Regions from separate parts of the Homo sapiens genome. Here regions 1, 3 and 4 are each linked to region 2. Evidence: read pairs that join two places in POLR2A ChIA-PET (ENCODE). Cell type or tissue: OCI-LY7. All regions are shown on one strand. Each heading gives the region's core, and the rest is flanking DNA. Links, peaks and the distances in the headings are about the cores only.

Region 1 (5,537 bases), core at 413-5,412, 300 kb before region 2:
GTGCAGTGGCACGATCTCAGATCATTGAAACCTCTGCCTCCTGGGCGCAAGTGATCCTCCACCTGAGCCTTCTGAGTAGCTGGGACCACAGGCACAAGCCACTACGCCGAGCTAATTTTTGTATTTTTAGTTTGTTTGTTTGTTTGTTTGTAGTGACAGGGTTTTGCCATGTTGCCCAGGCTGGTCTCGAGCTCCTGAGCTCAAGCAATGTGCCCATCTCAGCCTCCCAGAAAGTGCTGGTATGGCAGGCCAGGTCCACTAACGCAGGCCTCCATAACAACTGTTTCAGTACTGACTGAGTGGTTAAATTAAATATTAAAATCCAGTACCCTTATGCAAAGGCTGGAATGTAACAAAAGCCCACCAAGAGTTTTGCCTAGGCCTTTCCTGAACCTTAAAGCATGATTAAACAAGTTTATTGGGAGTCTGAAGGAACTCCCCAAACCTCCATGATTTAGCAGGAGACAAGATAAGGATAATCACCCCAGCACCTGCACCCATTTAGATTAATTTACTGACGCTCCACAGGAAGGTCTTCAAGACTCAGACCTTAGTTATAGACGGAAAGAAGTTAATCACCTACGTCTTTAGATGAATGCACACTTACATATAGACATATAGCTTAGAAGGTATATAAGCTCTGGAAAACTTTGTAATTTTGAGTTGGTCTGGTGATAATTTCCAGGCCTTCTCCTTAGAAAAAAATAAAGGTCCCTATTCCTGTAACCGGTTACAGAAATAAAAACTCGCTTCCTCCCCAGTTCACCTGCATCTCATTATTGGGCCACGAGAAACAGCAGCCTGACCCTCACTTTGGTCCAAGAACACTGGGATTACAGACGTGAGCCACCATGCTCAGCTAAATCAAACTTATTTCTATATATTGGTCCACAGCAATGTTCATGATTGATAAATGACCAGTCTTACTGTGGCCACCAGGTCTGTCAGGATCTTGATCCTGCTTACCATTCCCATCTCATACTTCATTCTTCCCCCAAAGCACTCTGTCCTTGGACTGCACCTTCACATCAGCCTATCTCACAACTCCACTTCTTCGCTTTTGTGTTATTTCTCCAGAAACATGTTGCTCCTCTTTGCTTTCTCCACATTCTGCCTAGAAAACTCCCTGACGCAACCTGCAGTAGTTGGCAAAGTGAGAACATGTCGGGTAGACCCGGGAGGTGAATTGAAGGGGTAGGCAGGGACTCGACTTGAAAGAACCTCACATGCCTTGAGAAGGAGCTTGGAACTTACCTTTAAGGCTGCAAGAAGTCGACGAGTCTTAACTGGGATATGCATGGTCGGTACTTGTCTTTTAGAAAGATTTCTCTGTGGCAGCATGGGAGACAGATTAGAGGAGGTGTAGACAGGAGGAGAGAAAATAAACTCCCAAGCCCATGCATCCTCTTGCCCTCTTCCCTTGTTGCTTTAAAAGACAAACATGCGCCTGTAGTCCCAGCTACTCGGGAGGCTGAGGCAGGAGAATGGCGTGAACCCCGGGGGGCGGAGTCTGCAGTGAGCTGAGATCGAGCCACTGCACTCCAGCCTGGGCGACAGCGAGACTCCGTCTCAAAAAAAAAAAAAAAAAAAAAAAGACAAACATGTAGTTCTTTTCCATTTAGAGAGTTTTATTGGTGATTATTATAGGAAAACAGACTGGAGAGAGAATAAAAGTAGGCGCTGCAGCAATTCTCAGGTGAGAGATGATGGTGGCTTGGACCCAGGAATCAGCAGTAGAATTGGTAAGAAGTGATCAAATTCAGCATAAATTTTGAAGGCAGACCTACTAGGATTTCTTGGCAGTTTAGATATGGAGTATGAGGGAAAGGGAGGAGTCAAAGATAATGCCAAGACTTTTGACCTGATAAACCAGGAAAATGTAGTAGGATTAGCTGAGAAGGAGAGATTGTGGGAGAAGCAGACTGGAGTGGGCGAGGGTAAATTCAGGAGTCCAATCCTTTTTTTCCCCTTAATTTTATTTACTTATTTATTTAGAGACAGCGGTCTTGCTATGTTGCCCAGGCTGGTCATGAACTCCTGGCCTCAAACCATCCTCCTGCCTCAGCCTCTCAAAGTGGTGGGATTACAGGAGTGAGCCACTGTGCCCAACTCAATCTTTCACATATTCAATCTGAGGTGTCTGTGATTCGAGTGGAGGTGCTGAGTAGGCAGTTGGACATATGAGTATGAGTCCAGAAGAAAAGCTGGAACTGGGCTGGAGATACACATTTGGGAGTTCAGCATGTGGATGGCACAGGGGGAAGAAGAGACGCTAGCTATGGAGACTGGAAAGGAATGGCCTCGATGAAGAAGGAAAACCAAGGAAGTCCGTGTCTTGGATGACAAGTGACATCTGGAAAAATAAAGGAGCAGTGTGGTCAGGGAGCCTGATGAAATTCTGACTATGGATGACTCACTGTTTTGTGTAAAAAGGGGGAAGAGAATTTATTCTAAAAATTTGTTCATATCTACATAAAATACTTCTGGAGGGATGCTCAAGAAACTCATGGTATTGTTTGCCTGTGTGGACAGAGAAGGAAGGCCAAAGAACAGAGGTGAAAAGTAGATATTTCAACTGAATAATCTTGTAAGCCTTTTGAATTTTAATGTGAATATATTTCCCAGTCAAAAGGTTATTTATTGATATGAAAAAAAATAAAGGTCACTGGAATCCCAAACCACAAACAAAAACAGCCCTTGCTGACTTCCTGTGGACTTCATAGTGTCTACCACTGGCCCCGCGGGGCTCTGCAGCTTCCACTTGAGTGGCTCGATACACCCTGCGTCAGCCATGCTGAACCAAGGTGTTCAAGCTCTCTGCACTCTCTGGCCCTTCCTTGAGCCTGCATGCCCTTCCCACTCCCACTCTTCCCGCAACCTTGGCAGGGCTCTCCTCCTCCCCTTCAGGACTCTGCCCCCCACCACCCTCCAGTCTGGGCTAGAGTCTAGTAGAATCTCCCTTGCTAAGAGAACAAGGTGCATGTGACACCCTTCTCTTCCTCCCTTCAGTGTGTGAGCAAATAGAAGAAATGATTTTAGCCACATTTTTAATGTTCACCTTACAACATAGTTGAGGCAATCCTGACCAGTTTCTCCATCTTCTGTGAAATTTCTTCTTCCTTGTGCAGCCATGCGCATGAATTCTATATTTATAGTCACATCTCCAGTCTGTTCTGCATGTCAAGAAAAGGTTTGGGACTGGGTGCGGCAGCTCATGCCTGTAATCCCAGCACTTTGGGAGGCCAAGGTGGGCAGATCACCAGGTCAGGAGATCAGGAGCATGTTGGCCAACATGGTGAAAACCCATCGCTACTAAAAATATAAAAATTAGCCGGGCGTGGTGGCGCACACCTGTAGTTCCAGCTATTTGGGAGGCTAAGGCAGGAGAATCACTTGAACCCAGGAGGCAGAGATTGCAGTGAGCCGAGATCGCACCGCTGCACTACAGCCTGGTGACAGAGCAAGGCTCCATCTCAAAAAAAAAAAAAAAAAAACAAAAACCCAAGGTTTGGGCAGCTGGGAAGGCCAAAATGAAAGAAGCACGAGAAAAAGTTCTGCCAATTTTGTAAAATAGCATAAGTGGTCTCCTCCCAGATGCCTTTCTGGCACCCCACCCCACCCCATGGTTGACCGCAGGCAGAGTCTGGAAAGCCCCACAGCCACCCGTGTTTCCTCCCACACAGTTCTGTCTTTTATTTCTCGGCTTGTGTCCTTGGGAGGGACTGGCCTGAACCAAATAGGCTGTCACGCTGTCCTGAGTTGGAGCCAGACAGTGCCAACCATCACATGGCCTTCTCTCTTAGGTCTCACAAAGTGTGTTTGAAGATCAGCAGCATCTGCACCTCCTAGAAGCCTCATCAGAAATGCAGATCTTGGCCGGGTGGCTCATGCCTGTAATCCTAACACTTTGGGAGGCTGTGGTGGGCGGATCACTTGAGGTCAGGAGTTCAAGACCAGCCTGACCAACATGGCAAAACCCCGTCTCTACTAAAAATACAAAAATTAGCTGGGCATCGTGGTGTGCATACCTGTAATCCCAGCTACTTGGGAGGCTGAGTCTGAGGCATGGCGTGCACCTATAATCCCAGCTCCTTGGTAGGCTGAGGCAGGAAAATTGCTTGAACCCAGGACGTGGAGTTTGCAGTGAGCTGAGATCACGCCACTGCACTCCAGCCTGGGTAACAGAGCAAGACTCTGTCTCAAAAAAAAAAAAAAAAATGCAGATATCAGGCCTGCCCTGACCTACTGGATCAGAATCCACATTTTATTCAGATCCCCAGGAGATCTGTGTGCATTTTAAATGAGATCACTGCCTTAGAGGCTCAAGAAATACTTTTGGCATTGGAGAAAATTCAGTCCAAGTGTTAATCAAACATGTCAGGACTCCTTCTCTTAGGGTCCACTGCCCTTGACCGCCATATCAGTACTCTCTTAATACCCTAGTGTTATCCTCAACAAAGCATTTACCACACTGCATCATTGTCAGTTTACTTGTCAGCCTTCCCTACTACATGGTGGGTCTTTAAGACCCTGATTGTATATTCTCCCTCTCAGCACATGTCTGTTGTATGAATGAACAAATGTATAAATGAGCGAATGAGATTTCACATGAGGTTCCAGGCAAACTTTTATTCAGTGTTTCACTCTGTGTTGACTTTGCAGCAAAGAAAAAGCCACCTTCTGCACTTGCCCTTGTCCTCTGATGTCACCAGGCAATGTTTGTTTGTGATACAGAATGCCCTTGCCAGCCCACCCCCCCACTAATTGTAAACACTTTTAAAAACATTGTTATTGAAGCATACTATCCATTCATAAAAATGCACATATTGTAAGTGTATAGCTCACTGAACTTTATAAACTGAGCATGCCAGTGCAATCAGCACCCAGATCAGAGACAGAACATTACCACCACTGCACTGTTGCCTCCCTTAAGTTCCGTTTCAGTCTCTATAAATCCTGCTTCCTAGGGGTAACCACTGCCTGACTTCCAATAGCATATTACCTTGACCTGTTCGGCTATTTATCTTTCCTTTGCATAAACAGACACATACAGTATATTCTGTCATGCCTGGCTCCTTGGCTCAACATTCCTTTTGCAAGATTTCTCCATAATGTTGTGTGTACATCTAGGCTGTGCACACTCACTGCTGTACAGTGTTCCATGTGTGGATATACCATGATTTACTTATCCTTTCAACCGTGGATAGACATGTGGGTGATTTCCAGTTCTGAGTTATTATTATGAATGGTGCTGCTATGGATATTCTGGTACGTGTCTTTCGGTGAACACATTGTAGCCAGGTTTTGACATGCTGCTTTGAAGTTTAGACAGTTGCACCCTGCCAGGAGATTTCCTTTAAGACCCCTGCACCAGGCCAGAAACATTCACTGCATTGCAGCAACCTGATTCTGTAGTTGTTGACACAAATCCAACACCCTTCTCCCTACCCCAGCTTGGGTAGGGGTTAAAAGTAGATGAAGTAGGGAGGGAAGCTGTTTTCAAGTTACAAGAAAAAGTTCTTTACAACTGCTGGCCT
Region 2 (5,537 bases), core at 255-5,254:
GGCATGGTGGCTCACGCCTGTAATCCTAGCACTTTTGGAGGGCAACACAAGTGGATCATGAGATCAAGAGATCAAGACCATCCTGGCCAACATGGTGAAACTCCATCTCTACTAAATATACAAAAATTAGCTGGGCATGGTGGCAGGTGCCTGTAGTCCCAGCTACTCAGGAGGCTGAAGCAGAAGAATCACTTGAACCCAAGAGGCAGAGGTTGCAGTGAGCCGAGATCACACCACCGCACTCCAGCCTGGTGAGGGAGGGAGACTCTGTCTCAAAAAAAAAAAAGAGAGAGAAGCACTTTGGATACAAAGACACTAAGAAACTGAAAGTGAAAGGATAGGAAAAAATATTCCATGCAAATAGTAACCAAAAAAGAGCAAGTGTAGCTATGTTTTTGTCAGACAAAACAGAGTATGATAACAAGACACGAAGGCCATCATATATTATAAGGGGTTCGATACATTAAGCTATATCAATTATAAACGTTTACACACCTAAAAACAGAGACTAAAAATATATTAAGCAAAAACAGAATTGAAAGGAGAAACAGACAACTCTACAATAATAGATGGAGACTTCAATATCCTATTTTAAGTACTGGACAGAAGAACCAGACAGATTTATAAAGAAATACAGGACGTGGCTGGGTGTGGTGGCTCATGCCTGTAATCCCAACACTTTAGGAGGCAGAGGCGGGCAGATCACCTGAGGTCAGGAGTTTCAAACCAGCCTGGCCAACATGGTGAGAACTCGTCTTTACTAAAAATACAAAAGAAGCTAGCCAGGTGTGGTGGTGCATGCCGGTAATCCCAGCTACTCAGGAAGCTGAGACAGGAGAATTGCTTGAAGTTGGGAGGCAGAGTTGAAGTGAGCCAGGATCACACTCCAGCCTGGACGACAGAGTGAGACTCTGTCTCACAGAAAGGGGAAGGGAAGGGAGGGGAGGGGAGGGGAAGGGAGGGGAAGGGAGGGGAAGGGAGGGGAAGGGAGGGGAGGGGAGGGGAGGGGAAGGGGAGGAAAGAAATATAGGACTTGAACAGCACTATATACCTATTGTATTAGACCTATCAGATATACATAGTACACTCCACCTAACAAGCAGAATACACACTCTTCAAGCGCATATGGAACATTCTCCAGGACAGGCCATAAGGCAGGCCATAAAACAAGTCTTAATAAACTTTAAAAAACTAAAATCATAAAAAGCTCTTTTCCAATCAAAATGGAATGAAACTAAAAATCAGAAACAGAAGGAAAACCGGAAAATTTGTGCATATGTGGAAATTAAGCAACATATTCTCAAACAAGCAACTGATCAAAGAAGAAACCACAAGAGATATAAAAAAGACCCTCATGCAAATGAAAACAAAAACACAACATACATAAGCATATGAGATGTAGCTAAAGAAGTGTAAAGAGGATGTTTATAGCTATAAAAGCTTACATTAAAAGAGCTCAATAACCTAACGGTACACTTTATAGAATTAGAAAAAGAACATCAAACAAAACTCAAAGCTAGCAGAAAGAAGAAAATAATAAAGTCCAAATTGGAGATAAACAAAATAGAGAATAGAAAAAGAATAGAGAAAAAACAAAACAGAAAGTTGGTTCTTTAAAAGATCAACAAAATAGGCTGGGCACAGGGAGGCTGACGTGGGTGGACCACCTGAGGTCAGGAGTTTGAGACCAGCCTAGCCAACATGGTGAAACCCCATCTCTACTAAAATACAAAAATTAGCTGGACGTCAAGGCAAGTACCTGTAATCTCAGCTACTTGGGAGGCTGAGGCAGGAGAACTGCTTCAACCTGGGAGGTGGAGGTTGCAGCGAGCCGAGGTCGTGCCACTGCACTGCAGCCTGGGCAACACAGCGAGACTCTGTCTCAAAAAAAAAAAAAAAAAAACAAAAAAGAAAAAAAAAATCAACAAAATAAATTTTTAGCTAGACTGACTAACAAGAAGAGATTACACTCAAATGACTAAAATCAGAAAGTGGAAACATCACTACCAATTATACAGAAATAAAACGGATTATAAAAGAATGCTATGAACAATTATATGCTAACAAATTGGATAGCTTAATGAAATAGACAAACTCTTACAAACACACAAACCAGCAAAACTCACAAGAAGAAAGAGACAACCAAAATATACCTAAGAAGTGAGCTGACAATCAGTATAAAACACTTCCAACCAAAAAAGCCCAGGACCAGATGACTTTACTGGTAAAGTCTACCAAACATTTAAAGATGAATTAACAACCTATTCCTAAACAACTGAAGAGGGGGTAACACTTCTTGACTTCTATAAGGCCAACATTACCCTGACACCAAAGCCAAACAAAGACATCGTAAGAAAAGAAAATTTTACAAGTCAGTATCCTTTATAAATATAGATGCAAAAATCCTTAAGAAAATACTAACAAATTGAATTCGGCAGCTTATTAAAAAGATTATACCAAATGGGTATATAATGAACCAGGATTTGTCTCAAGAATGCGACGGTGGTTCAACATAAGAAAATCAATTAATGTAGCCAGGCGCAGTGGCTCACGCCCATAATCTCAGAACTTTGGGAGGCTAAGGCAGGTAGATCACCTGAGGTCAGGCGTTGGAGACCAGCCTGGACAACATGGTGAAACCCCGTCTCTACTAAAAATACAAAATTAGCCGGGCATGGTGGCGCATGCCTGTAATCCCAGCTACTTAGGAGGTTGAGGCGGGAGAATCGCTTAAACCCAGGAGGGGGAGGTTGCAATGAGCCGAGATTGGGCCATTGCACTCCAGTCTGGGCAACAAGAGCAAAACCCTGTCTCAAAAAAAAAGAAAATCAACTAATGTAATACATCACATTAGCAAAATGAAGATAAACCACATGAACTTCTCAATTGATTTAGCAAAAAAAAAAAAAAAAAGGATTTTACAAAATTCAACACCCTTTCATGATAAAATCACTCAATAAACAAAAGAGAAAGGAATTTCCTCAACATGAAAAGGCCATATATAAAAACTCACAGCTAATATCGTATTCAATGGTGAAAGACTGAAAGCTTTTCTCTTAAGATAAAAAACAAGACAAAGATGCCTGCTTTCACCACTTCTATTCAATACCGTGCTGGAAGTTCTAGTCAGAACAATTAGGCAAGAAAAAGAAATATAAGGCAGCCAAATAGGAAATGAAAAAATAAAACTATCCCTATTTAGAGATGACATGATCTTATATGAAGAAAACCTTAAAGAATCCACAAATAAAACCCCATTAGAGCTAATAAACTAATTTCCTTAAGATGTAGAAAGAAAACTGCCATGATGAAATCAGTTGTATTTCTATAGGTTAGCAATGAACTATATGAAAGGGAAATTTTAAAAAGAATCCATTTAGAATAGCATCAAAAACAGTAAAATACTTAGGAATAAATTTAACCAATGCAGTGATAGACTTATATGCTGAAAATTACAAAATATTGTTGAATAAAATTAAAGAAACCTAAATAAATGAAAGTATATCCCATAGTCATGGATTGGAAGACTTAATATGATGTCAACATTATCCAAATGATCTACAGGTTTAATGCAATCTCTATCAAAATTTCAATGGTGCTCTTTTGCAGAAAAAGAACATGGTCTAAAATTTGTTCCGGTTTACAGTGAGCTATGATTATGCCACTGCACTCCAGCCTGGGTGATAGTGGGATCCTGTCTCAAATTTAAAAAAAAAAAAAAAGCAAGACAACGACGATATCTTAAAATTTATATGGAATTCCAAGGAACCTTGAATAGTTTTGAACTAGAAGAACAAAGGTGGAGGTCTTATGTGTCCCCATTTCAAGACCTAATAAAAAGATAAAAAGCTACAATAATCAAAACATTATGGTATTGACATAAGAATAGATATATATAGACCAACAGAATAGAATTGAGAACCCAAACACAGACTCTCACACCTGATTTTTGACAAAGGTACCAGGACCATTCAATAGGGAGGGAGCAGTTTATTTAGCAAATGGTGCTGGGAAAACTGGATGTTTTCATGCAAAAGAGTGAAACTGGACCATTACCTTACACCATATACAAGAGTTAACTGAAAATGAATCAAAGGCCTAAATATAAGAGTTAAAACTGTAAAACTCTTAGAAGAAATATTCCTGATATTGGATTTCACAATGATTTCTTAAATATGACACCAAAGGCACAGGCAACAACAAAAAAGACCCCCAAAAACAGACATATTGGACTTTAAATTTAAAATGATAGTAAAGAGAGTGAAACAACCCACAGAATGGGTTAAAATACTTGCAAATCATATATCTGACAAGAGTTTAATATCCAGAAAGAACTGCTACAACTCAACAGCAAAAAACAAACACCCAATTTAAAAATGGGTAAAGGTCTTGAATGTACATCGCACCAAAGATATACCAATGGCCTATAAGCACATAAAAAGATGCTCAACATTATTACTCATTGGAGAAATGCAAACCAAAACCACTATGAGATACCACCTCATACCCACTAGGATGGCTACTATCAAACAGAAAGCAGTGTCAGTGAGGATGTGGACAAACTGGAACACTGATGCAACTGTAAAATGGTGTAGCCATTGTGAAAAACTGGTAGTTCCTCAAAAAACTAAACACAGAATAATCATATGACCCAGCAACTCTACTCCTAGGGATATACCAAAAAAAAAAAAACTGAAAACAGGGACTCAAACAGATACTTGTACACCAATGTTAATGGCAGCATTATTCACAACAGCCAAAAGGTGAAAACAAACTGCCAATCAACGGATAAACAAAATGTGGCATATACATACGATGCCATAAAAACAAATGAAGTTCTGACATATGCTACAACACAGATGAGCCTTGAGAACATTATGCTAAGGGAACTAAGTCAGACACAAAAGGACAAATATTATATGATTCTACTTACATGAAAAAGCTCTAGAAATAGTTGTGATGGTTACACAAAATTTCAATCTTAATTGTCGTTGAACTTTATGCTTAAAAATAACTAAAATGGCAAATTTTGTTTTGTATATTTTATCACAATAAAAACATTTTAACTGTCGTGTTAGCAGGCATTTATATCAGTTTTCCATCAAGCCTAAATATGGTCAATATTTCATTTGAGTGGAGCTTTACTGAAATAATTGGCTAAATAATTTCAATATGACCTATACCAATTATGCTGAACACAACAGAATATATCAGGATTAGCGCTTTATGGTTATGATATAGACGCTCACAAAAGACTGTTGTTGCTCCCAGCTTAACAGTAAGAATGAGCCAGACAAACTATAAAATCATAGTTTTTTAAACTCAGAAAGCTGAGGATGCAAAGAAAATAAATCAACTAAATTCTAGAGGAACAAGCCCTTTCTGGAAAAGAAAACAGGGCTGGGATCATGGTGAAAGGAGAAGTGAACCTGCAATAGGAGGGGGAAACCAGCCAACTTTTAACAGACTTTTCAAGGGGAACACGGGGGCAAGATAGATTAAAATCTCAGAAATCTCATTCACAAAGCAAATCTGCA
Region 3 (5,537 bases), core at 207-5,206, 91 kb before region 2:
ATATTTTTTCCTCGTTCCATAATGTTACTCCAGAGTCAGATTGAAAAGTAAGTCACCATATATAGGGTCAAATAAAACCCATCTGATGAGAATTTACGGTTTGTAGGGCATGACTCCCTAGACCCCTAGGTAGGAATTTGGGCAAGATAAAAAATGAGAGCTTAGTCCTCAGAAGTTAGCAAGTGTGTGAACCCAGATTATGGGGAACCTCAAATCTGGGGCTAAGGAGGACATCACATCCTTTCTGAAATGGTGACTGAATGTTGAGTGAACTCAGTGTTTGAGGGTGGTTGATTTGGCGATGGGGTACAGAATAGATGGGGAGACCGGAGGCAGGTGGACTGGCCTGGGCAGCTGTTGTGGAATGCCATCTGTAAGGTGATAGGGGCTTGGATGCAGCAGGAATGGAAATGAGGGATAAACAGGAGACTGAGTTGTGGGACTCCTCCAGAGGCTATGTCCGGAGCTTGCAGTTATCGGAAGGCATTTTGCATGGTGGGGCCTGGGATGCGGGTGGTAAATGGGGCTGTGCATGCAGGGTTTATGTCTTGTTTTATCCTCATCTGTGGCACCTGAAACATAGTTTGCACTCTCGGTCAGTATTTATTGAGGCAGTGCCTACACGGTGGTCCTGTTGACAGAAGGGGAAGAGTCTTAAGAAACACTGATGTGGAAAGGTGCTGAGCTTCATGAAGTTGGAGCATGGTGGGGCATCCAAGTGGAGATGCCCAACAAGCGATAAGCCAGGGGGGACCCAGCTAGAGCTGCAGATGGCTTCAGTTCATTGGTATTTAGGAGATGAAAGTACAGGAGGAATAAAGATGAGCAGATACCTTAAAGGCTACAGAAAGAATAAGAAAAATGTGCCAATCACCATAATAGGAGGCAGAACATGTTAAATGTTAAGAAAAAAATGGTCACAAAGTGTTACAAAGATTCAGAAATAAGAAATCCCATCTGGTTGAGGGGAGATCAGGAAAGTGTCCTTGGAGGAGGTGGCATTTTGATGGGCAGAGGAAGGCAAGAGGAGGAGGCAGCGGGCCGGGGCAGGGGTGCACAGGTGGGCATGCCTGGATGCCAGCTCACCCTGGCGAGCTCAGATGTGCAGGCTTTTTAGGAGACTCTATGAAGTGGAAGTGGAAGATGAACTGAGTGGGGAAAATGAAAAGGGGATCTTGGGATGAGGGTCTTACTCTTTGCAAATGCATTGCCTGTGGCATCTCCTTTCCCAGCAGCCGTGGGATCAGGAGCTCCTTATCTGCCATGCTTGTTAAAACGAGACTGTCTTTGGGGAAGGAAAGAAAACAGCACTTTTTGCTGTGGCTTCTTTAGCCCTTGGCCCTCAGGCTCAGCCCACTCTGCCTGACTCCAGGAGCGTGTGGAGAGAGGCTGTGAAGTCTCACACTGTCCCGGAGATAACCCAGAGCAGGTGTTATAGGAACTTTCCTTAAAAAAGCAACCACATGGTTCTTTAAGGCCACAGGATTTTCAGGGAGAACTTCAGGGATAGAAGGGAGAGGAGGGAATGAAATCATTTTACAGTGTTTATTTGCATATATTATAGAAGACATTTCAGACATATTAAAGATGAGAAACAAGAAGGCTACAGTAGTCTGAGTACATCCTGTATTCCTAAGAAACAAATGTGCAAACATCTCAAATCCAGACATGGGTATACGTTTTAGACCAGAGAAATAGAAATTCTAGACCTTGTACATTGCTTAGAGGATTAAAAAGGAATGGGCATATGATGGCCATGGAGGAGAGAAGGATAGCTGTGTTTTGTGGTTTAGAAGATTGTCTCTTTAAAGCTTTGAGAGCCTTCATTGATGGATAAACTAGGAGGCCTTGAACACACTGGTTATTAAATGTTAATGTGACATATTGAGGTTGGAACCTTGCTCCAGAGTAACATGCAAATATTAGTTTTCAGAACACCTGAGCTTGTGGCCTTGAGCCTAACACAACTGACAGTAGCCTCCAAGTCCAGGCTGACTCAGTTGAGTTGGTCTGTTTCAGAGGATTAAGTCCTTCTCTGTATACAGTTGAGAATTTCTCCCTCACATAGATGAAGTACGTTTAGTAAGTATGTCATGTATACTTTCAATTAATTACCAATCCATTTATTCATTCAAAAACATGTATGAAGTACCTAGCCAGATAACTGCCTCTGGCACTTGTTGAGCATTTCTATATGCCAGGCACATATCTTATAAGAGCTTGCAGTAGATCAGCTTATTTAATCTTCCCAACAACCCTGTAACGTGGGCATTTTTATTCTCCCCATTTTACAGATGAGGCAACTGAGACAGAGAGAGGTTAGGTGGCTTGCCTGAGGTTACCTGGCTGGGAAGTAGTGGTTCTGAGATTGGAACCCTGGCAGAGCTCATGCTGAGCCGTGAAGTTTTAACTGTTAGGCCAGATGGCCTGGCATGCTTGTGAAATTGCCTTGGACTAGAACAAATGGGAAGCTTATTCAAAACATGTATTTATTCTAGTAACCTCATAGGTCATTCAGTATGTAGGAAATGCCATGGAACCAACGACTCAAATAATTTGGTATAAATGTGTTTACATTTCAGCAGCTTCACAGTTTGAGGAACTTTGGATGTTTGTCTCCATTCTGCTGAACAGAGCAGACCTTTCAATTTAGGTTTAAGCCAAATGCTGTTGGTAATTAATGATGCTACGGAGGCCAATTCTAGGAAAAAATAACACTTTAGCATCCAGCATGGTGCAGTCTGAAAGGCTGGCGCCTTTGCTGTGGTTCTTCTTACACAAAGCACCTTATTGACATCACAAAACCACTGAGGGACTCCTTCTAGTCACCAAAGGTACAAAACCACCCTGGGCCGGGGAGTTTGTCTCCACTGAGAATAAAAGCCATGCAGACTTAGCAGCTGGGCGGGTGTTTCTTCTGCCCTCCTGCTGGCTTGCAGGCCAGGACTCCTGCTGTGTGTGTGCAAGAAATTCAGTCCTTGGAACTCCCCTGGGAAACCCAGGGTTTTGGCTTTATACCCAATCTGACAAGAAAGGGCCCTCCCTGCCCCCACCCAAACCATTGCCAGGGCAATGAATTCTCATCAACTCCACATCCGGAAGGAATCTGGAAAACCCGGCTCAGAGCTTCTGAAGAGGCTGCTACAGGGTATTTTAACAGCAAATCCCAAAGCCTTAACAGCTGTTGATATGGAGACCATTTAAAAACGTGTGTTCGTAACCCAAGTAATAGATGTCCACTGTAGAAACACAGGAAAATATAGATAAGAAGAATTAAAGCCCCTTTATGGGATCCTATTTTGTTTGTATACTAATCCTTGTTTAATCTGGGAAGGGGAACAAGTTAACAAACCATTCGGACGAAAGTTGATACAAACTTGAATTTTCCACCAGAATGTTTAGGGAAGGTAATGTGTCAATACCTTTTTCCTTTATGAAAAAAGTGTTAATAAAATTAGCATTGAAGAAAACTAGCCAGCCAGGTATGGTGGCTCACGCCTGTAATCCCAGCACTTTGGGAGGCTGAGGTGGGCAGATCACTTGAGGTCAGGAGTTCGAGACCAGCCTGGCCAACGTAATGAAACCCCTTCTCTACTAAAAATACAAAAATTAGTCGGTGGTGGGTGCCTGTAATCCCAGCTGCTTGGGAGGCTGAGGCAGGAGAATCGCTTAAACCCAGGAAGTGGAGGTTATAGTGAACCAAGATCGCGCCATTGCACTCCAGCCTGGGTGACAGAGCGAGACTGTCTCCAAAAGAAAAGAAAATTAAAATTAAACTGTTCACAGCCCCTCAGAATTAACGTTGCCAGTTTTCCTGAGATGGTAAGGTCGTTTCCTGGCCCATGCCTAGCCTACCTAACCTCTCTCTGCTGCTCTGTTGATCATGGCCCAAGTCAGGTGAACCTATATGAAGAAGTCTGTTTGCTTTACTTCCCAGACACCAAATGGATTGCTTCTGACTCCGAGTCCACTGCTCTCCAGCATACATTTCTGGAGCAGCCTTAGTCCAGTTGCTCCGCTGAGTCCTGCCAGGCTGCAAGGGCCAAGCACGCTGTTCCAGGTGAGCGTTTGGAAATGAACTTTTGAACATTAAGCTTCTGAGGGATGGTTTTTTCTCTAAATCCTGCAGAGGTAACGGTGAGTTTTGCCATATGTTGAGTTGAAATATTAAATGTCCAGAGGGGGTTCATGTTAGTGGGGTTGCACGCCCTTCAGAGGCAGACATTTTCATTGAGGCAGAAATTGCAGACTCATGCCAGACACCCATACGTGGAACAATTAGTTCTTAAAGTGTTTTGCATATTTTCATTTGTCTATGAAAACAGGAAATTTATTAAGGAAAAGGCAAAACTTTAAGAATTATTCTTTAGGCCAGTGTGATGGCTCACACCTGTAATCCCAGCACTTTGGGAGGTTGAGGGTGGGAGGATTGTTTGAGCCCAGGAGTTTGAGACCAGCCTGGGCAACACAGCAAGACCCCATCTATATTTAAAATAAAATGAAAATAAATATTATTATTTATAAAAGTCCACAAAAGACTTTAAAATATTAATCCTCCTAGTTAATGTAGCAACTTGTTTGACATAAAGTGAAAATAAAAATAGTGAACAATTTCCCCATCCTGGGATAGAAAAATTACTTGCATCATTTTATGAATCATCATTAAGTTCTCCTTGTTCTGTAATGAAAAAGGAGAATCCAGGGCATTTGGTTAAAAAATAATGAAGACTTAGCTGCTTTATCTTATAGAACTCTCCATACTAGGCGAGCACCTTCATTATTCATTCACACACCAGAATCTTGCAGGACCGTCACTTGCTATCATGGAGAAATCAGTATTTCCTCCTTGAGACCCATAGATCATTACTCACTGATTAAGGTGTTACTGTTTGAATATGTTGAGTGCAGGTGGAAAGAATCCTAGGGACAGGACTGAAGAAAAGGTGGACCCAGTGCAAACTCCCTCTTTCCCAAATTCTAGCTTTTCTCATCGTCCCTGCCTGTATCCTGTGCCCCACAGTGTGGCTTACCCCAAGTTAGTTGCAGCTCTTTGGATACCATTTCATCTAGCACGTGGCACTTTGTATTATGATTGCCTGTTGATCTGGCAATCTTTCTCACTAAACTATGGGCCCTCGAGACCAGAATGGAATCCTGTTCACTGTGGTGTCCCCAGCATCTGGCACATGGCTTGGTACACAAGTGAGGCTCAGTAATAATTGACTGTCTAAATGAATTCACAAAGAGAAGTCTGAGAAAGGCCAGTATTAATAGCAAGTCTTCATGATCATCTGAGCTGGTCATTTTGCTTGTCAAGGTTAATGTCTGCTGAGTACCTCCTCTGTGCCAGGAGCTGTACATGCTGGGATTCAGGGTCTCTTTGTAAGGGTGGAGCTAAAGAGGTTTTGATTGCCATCTTGCTTCTTTGGTTTCCTAGTGGAGTTAGGGTAGGGTGTCATGAAGTGACCATATCCTTGGAGTAATTGGGTTTCTATCTCTTTCACAGCCCTTATTCCCATCACAACAACTTGAGCTAT
Region 4 (5,537 bases), core at 218-5,217, 1.7 Mb before region 2:
CCTTCCTGATCCATTTTGGCTCTTATATATACTGTTAGGTGGGTTCCTCTTTGTTTTATCATCTTTGCTGGGTTTTTTACTAGTTACTGAAAGCATTCACTTTCTCAGGTACCATACAACACTCAGCACAGAACGCGCAGTATCACTGAGCAGCAAATACCTATATACGAACCCAATTTCTCTATGTCATAACCCAGTATATTACAAATTCTGAATGAGACATCCAAGAAAGAAATACATGTTTACCAATATATACATACTTATGTATGTGCACATATACATGCACACACCTAATTAAAACAAAAGTTTTGTAAAATACTACTTATCTTTACTACACACAATGTAACTGTATTTACAGCTACCTAATTTTCTGGACAACTGGATATTAGAAATTATAATTACCTTTGTTAATTTTATTATGTAGAAAAAGTCCTTGTTTGCAGATACATATTAGAAACAAAGTGCCCTGGCCGGGCGCGGTGGCTCATGACTGTAATCCCAACACTTTGGGAGGCTGAGGCGGGCAGATCACTTGAGGCCAGGCTTTCGAGACCAGGCTGGCCAACATGGTGAAAGCCCATCTCTACCAAAAATACAAAAATTAGCTGGGCATGATGGTAGATGCCTGTAATCCCAGCTACTCAGGGGATTGCTGAGGCATGAGAATCACTTGAACCTGGGAGGCGGAGATTGCAGTGACCCGAGATCATGCCATTACACTCACTACACTCCAGCCTGGGCAACAGAGTGAGGCTGTGTCTCAAAAAACAAAAAAGAAGGCTGGGCGCAGTGACTCATTCCTGTAATCCCAACATTGTGGGGGGGCGAGGTGGGTGGATCACATGAGGTCAGGAGTTTGAGACCAGCCTGGCCAACCCTATCTCTACTAAAAAATTGGCTGAGCATGGTGGTGCACACCTGTAATGCCAGCTAATTGGGGAGGTTGAGACAGGAGAATTGCTTGAACCCGGGAGGCAGAGGTTGCAGTGAACCAAGATTATGCCACTGCACTCCAGCCTGGGTGACAGAGTGAGACCTGGTCTCAAAAAAAAAAAAAAAAAAAAAAAAAAAAGAGAAGAAAAAAGAAAGGGACCTGGTGTCTGTATATCACTTACTTTTAACAGGTTACAAACACAAACAAAGAAAATAAGAACATTTTAAATTGTTGAATCTGGGTAAGGTAGATGAGTATTTGCTGTGATGTTCCTTCTGCTTTTCCATATAAGAATATAAAGTGATAGTTGTTACTCATCAAATTTATTTCATGACCATAATCCTGTTTGAAAAACAGTGTGTTATAATTAGAAAAAAGACAAGCCACTTGTCCCTGTGTTTGTTAATCATACTTAAGGAAGGCTCTAACATTCTGAAGAACGTTCTGTGGTTACTTCCTGGCCTATAAAGGATTTAATGTTCCATTGCTGAGTCTACTAATCTCTCCTTCAAAATCCTTTCTACAAAACTTCTGTGAATCATTACGACCTTAGCAGAAAGGTATAAGATTAGGGATTGGTTTTTTAGTTGCAGAGATCACAGACTCAGAACTTACCCTAAGACCTCGCATACTGAGAACAATCCTTGTGGTTTTCACAGGGCTTTAAAATAACTAAATCTAGGAACATCAAAAGTTTAAGACAGTGCGCTAAAGCTGAAAGTACCATAGCAAACATGTGCACTGGTTACATTTTCCCCTTCCTTTTCCTTTAAGAATAGGTTTTAATAAAAGACGAAGTTCCATGAACGGTCAGTAACATCTCATTTAATTGACACTAAGGGAAGTATTCTAGATGAGTGAATGAAACTTGTAGATAACTGAAACTCCAAGTCTTGCTAATTAGAGATTTCTAGATTTTCTTCTTTCTTTTAATTTCTTTTAGAGACAAGGTCTTGCTCTGTTGCCCAGGCTGGCTTCCAACTCCGGGGCTCCAGTGATCTTCCTCAGCATCCCAAGTAACCGAGGCTACAGGAGTGCACCATCATGCCCAGGTGGATTTCTAAATTTCCAAGATTGTTTTCCTGTTGACTATGGACATCCACATAATCAAGTTTGAATTGTGACACAGCAACAGTGACCTCAAGAAGACAACTGAACTAGATCACTCGGGGGACCTGGGATCCAATTAACCTTAGGTCCTCGTAAAGAAGCAAGGTGGCTGAACTCTGCAAACTCTAAGGGCCTTGCAGCTCTCATATGCAGCAGTTCTGTTACTATTAGGTCTGTAAGGCTGGCATCCTGCACGCAAAATGCCAATAGCCTTGTTCATAAAATTATTAGCACAGACCAACTGACACAAACTGAGTATTACTCTTTATAATGAATCTTATTTTTTATTTTTTTGAGACAGAGTCTTGCTCTGTCACCCAGGCTGGAGTGCAGTGGCGCAATCTCGGTTCACCGCAACCTCTGCCTCCCAGGCTCAAACAATTCTCATGCCTCAGCTTCCCGAGTACCTGGGATTACAGACGTGCACCACCACGCCTGGCTAATTTTTTTATTTTTAGTAGAGATGGGGTTTTGCCATCTTGTATTTTAGTACAGACGGGGTTTTGCCATCTTGGCCAGGGTGGTCTTGAACTCCTGGCCTCATGTGATCTGCCTGCCTTGGTCTCCCAAAATGCTGGTATTATGGGCATGAGCCATCCCTTTATAATGAATCTTATTTACCAAAATAAAATTTAATAAGCAACAAGTCGTTAAAAACCATATGCAACAAAAGGAATGAAAAATTGTTCAACACACAACCCAGACAAATCTCACGTGTGTAATACTTAATGAAAGAAGCCACACACAAAAATGTGATGGTGTATGATTAGCGTGCTGCGGAGGTGAGAAGAGTGGTTACCCTTTGCGGGGAAGTAGGGGTACGGAGAATGATTCACCAGTAGGTGGCACCAGGGAGCACTGGGGTGCTAACAACATTGATCCAGGTGGCAGTCACTCAGGACATACACATAGGTAAAAATTATCCAACTGTACATTTAAGATGTATACACTTTACTGTAAGTGAAACCTCAAAAAAGTAATAAGATGCAAAAAAACTTAGATAACAAAAATGCAGGAGCTGTCAAAACTATTATCTTTATAGTACCTGTAACATTACAAATGCACAATGAATAAATGTTAACATACAGTATTGCTCAATTCTAGCAAGAAAAAAAACCACTTAAATTTCATTAGCATGTCAACCTGTAATGCATTTTGTCAGCTCTTTAACATTTTTAAAGTTTCCCAAACTTTCATGACACTGTCTCATAAATATTTGTTTTTAGAATACTAAAGAGCCAATGAAAAAGAGCAGAAATCCACACGTGTACTACTAGCAAGGCATTAATATCTGTGGTTTAACTGAATACATCAGATTTAGACATAAAAATATGCAATTTAGAATTCTGCAAAATGCAGCAAAATCCTAATACCATGTTGATCCAGATTGCTAATGCCTTGTTTTATTACATAATAGTCATTTAGAAAGCCAATGTTTCTCAATGAGGCTGAATTTAACTAAAAGCACACAAAGTACAATTAGGGCTTGCTTACTTAGACCAAATTGTTTTTATGATAGCTAATGGAACTGATTAATTTAGGTTGCAAACCAAGCCCCCTAAAATACAGAATTGCTACTTGAAAATGTTTTTCTGGGCATCTTTTGTGAACTAAGTCCTGTGCTGAAAGAACTGGAGTCAGAGAAATATGATAAGCTCTGCCCTAAGAGGTCACTCTTGGGGCAGGGAGGCGTACAGAATTAAAAAATGTAACAAGGCCAGGCACAGTGGCTCACTCCTGTAATCCCAGCACTCTGGGGACCGAGGCAGGAGGATTACTTGAACCCAGCAGTTTGAGACCAGCTAGGGCACAATAGTGAGACCCCATCTCTACCAAAAAAAAAAAAAAAAAATGCTGCGTGTGGTAGTGTCTGTGGTCCCAGCTACTTGAGAGGCTGAGGTGGGAGGATTTCTTGAGCCTAAGAGGTCAAGTCTGCAGTGGGCCATGATTGTGCCATTGCACTTCAGCCTAAGTGACAGAGTGAGACTTCATCTCAAAAAAAAAAAAAAAAAAAAAGAAGTAATAAGTACTATAGGAACCAAGGGGAGGAAATAAGCAGGGGGCTTCAATGAGAAGCTTCTGAGAAGGTGATAATTGACTTAGAGGCAGCTCAAAAATCTGCTGAGAGCCTAGCAAGGAGCACATTGTATCTGCAGAAGGAAAAACTAGAATATGTATTTAGGAAACTAAAAGTTGGAGTGTCTAAAATTGAGAATGGCTAAATGGGTCATTCTAAATCAAGGCATGATTGAGGGCTGGGGTGAAAAAGAGGTGCATGGCAAGCATTCCTAAAGGGAGGCGGCACAAGGCTCAGAAGAACACCGACAACCTGCAACAGGCTCTGCAAACCATGCTAGGCTAGACACCTGACCATGCAGACAAGGGGAAGCCAGGAATTTTAAAGCAGGTGGTGTTTTTATAATCATGAAAATAAAATACGGAGACATAGAGAATTTGGAATATCAAAAAGAAAAGGAGGCTTATCTTAAATACAGATACTGTTTAGGTTCTTATTAATTTTTTAAAAATACAGCACTGTGACTATACTACACAGAGGGATTTTGGATTTAGTTCAGGTCACATAAGAATGGTTCATTCATGAATCTGTGTAATTGGTCATGACATGCGTATACACTTGTTGCATACCAACATTAAGTAAGCGTCTATCTGGGATGCTGGGATCATGTAATTTGGACTTTTCCTTTTTTTAAGCATCATTTGAAGCTAAGGATAGCTGAGTTCTTACCTAAAAGAACACTGTCCATCACATATGGAAAATCAGGCATTTTGCCTCATAAATACACAATTCATAATTTATTCCATCTCCACTCATCTCTCTTCTACAGGCTCAATACTATTCAAACTCCAATTATTATCACAGCCTTGGTACTTTCCATCGGGGGCTAGATAAAGAAGAGCAAAGTTTTCACCTACGATGAACAAAATGGCAGGACTTAAAGATGACTTTCCTGAAGAGTGCAATGCCTTCTGTCTTTTATTTATGGACTGAAAAGAGAAATCCCTCAATGTACACGGCAAATCACATTCCCCTCACTCTAAGCCATACTTACGGAAGACATCCCAGATTCTCCTGAATGCAGGAAAGTACCACGGTTACACCAATCTACTCCGTCAAACCAGGTACTAACTATGACTAAAATTATATGTGGAAAAAAAAAATCCAAATGAGATTAGTAACAGAAAACAAACAAACAAACAAAAAAACAAGTATGTGTGTAGGGGGGTGGATAGAAGGCAGTCTTGAAAGCGTCAATGCTAGACGCTTTTTTTCTCTTTACTGGGAATTGCAATCAACCAAACCATGGGTCTGTACCTGACCTAGAGCCTTTAACAATGCAACAAGACTGTGAGAACTCTCACTCAGGGACACCTGCTCTTAGCCTATTATGGAACTACTGCCTGTGTGCAGAAGTATCATTTGGAAACATGAATTTTATGCTCAAAGGGTAAAATGCCCAAGAGGCTTTACTCA

The links. Peaks named below come from ENCODE experiments on the same cell type or tissue, not always from the same donor. Only the 100,000 strongest peaks of a DNase experiment are listed, where the experiment ranks them.
Region 1: POLR2A ChIA-PET joins it to region 2 with 7 read pairs; 2 of 35 experiments call an interaction of 5 or more read pairs at or near these places.
Region 3: POLR2A ChIA-PET joins it to region 2 with 7 read pairs; 5 of 35 experiments call an interaction of 5 or more read pairs at or near these places.
Region 4: POLR2A ChIA-PET joins it to region 2 with 5 read pairs; 1 of 35 experiments calls an interaction of 5 or more read pairs at or near these places.

Annotation. Positions count from the first base shown.
Region 1 is chr12:96,042,035-96,047,571 of GRCh38, forward strand. It overlaps a transcript of LTA4H not described here. Among named protein-coding and RNA genes, the nearest start is that of TRD-GTC2-8, 8.8 kb to the left of the region's middle. RefSeq lists an enhancer at 5,054-5,537. In OCI-LY7, for the core only: no CTCF peak of the experiment used is centred there; a DNase peak (open chromatin) is centred at 2,757; H3K4me3 peaks cover 232 bases; H3K27ac peaks cover 37 bases.
Region 2 is chr12:96,346,640-96,352,176 of GRCh38, forward strand. The region is part of intron 1 of CDK17 (cyclin dependent kinase 17); the gene reads right to left. Among named protein-coding and RNA genes, the nearest start is that of CDK17, 51 kb to the right of the region's middle. In OCI-LY7, for the core only: no CTCF peak of the experiment used is centred there; no DNase peak of the experiment used is centred there; H3K4me3 peaks cover 1,384 bases; H3K27ac peaks cover 996 bases.
Region 3 is chr12:96,255,794-96,261,330 of GRCh38, forward strand. ELK3 (ETS transcription factor ELK3) reads left to right here. Exons shown (of 5, transcript NM_005230.4): 4 at 3,938-4,060. Among named protein-coding and RNA genes, the nearest start is that of ELK3, 64 kb to the left of the region's middle. In OCI-LY7, for the core only: no CTCF peak of the experiment used is centred there; no DNase peak of the experiment used is centred there.
Region 4 is chr12:94,600,765-94,606,301 of GRCh38, forward strand. The region is part of intron 1 of TMCC3 (transmembrane and coiled-coil domain family 3); the gene reads right to left. Among named protein-coding and RNA genes, the nearest start is that of MIR7844, 32 kb to the left of the region's middle. In OCI-LY7, for the core only: CTCF peaks have their summits at 2,868 (motif pointing right) and 3,076; a DNase peak (open chromatin) is centred at 2,897.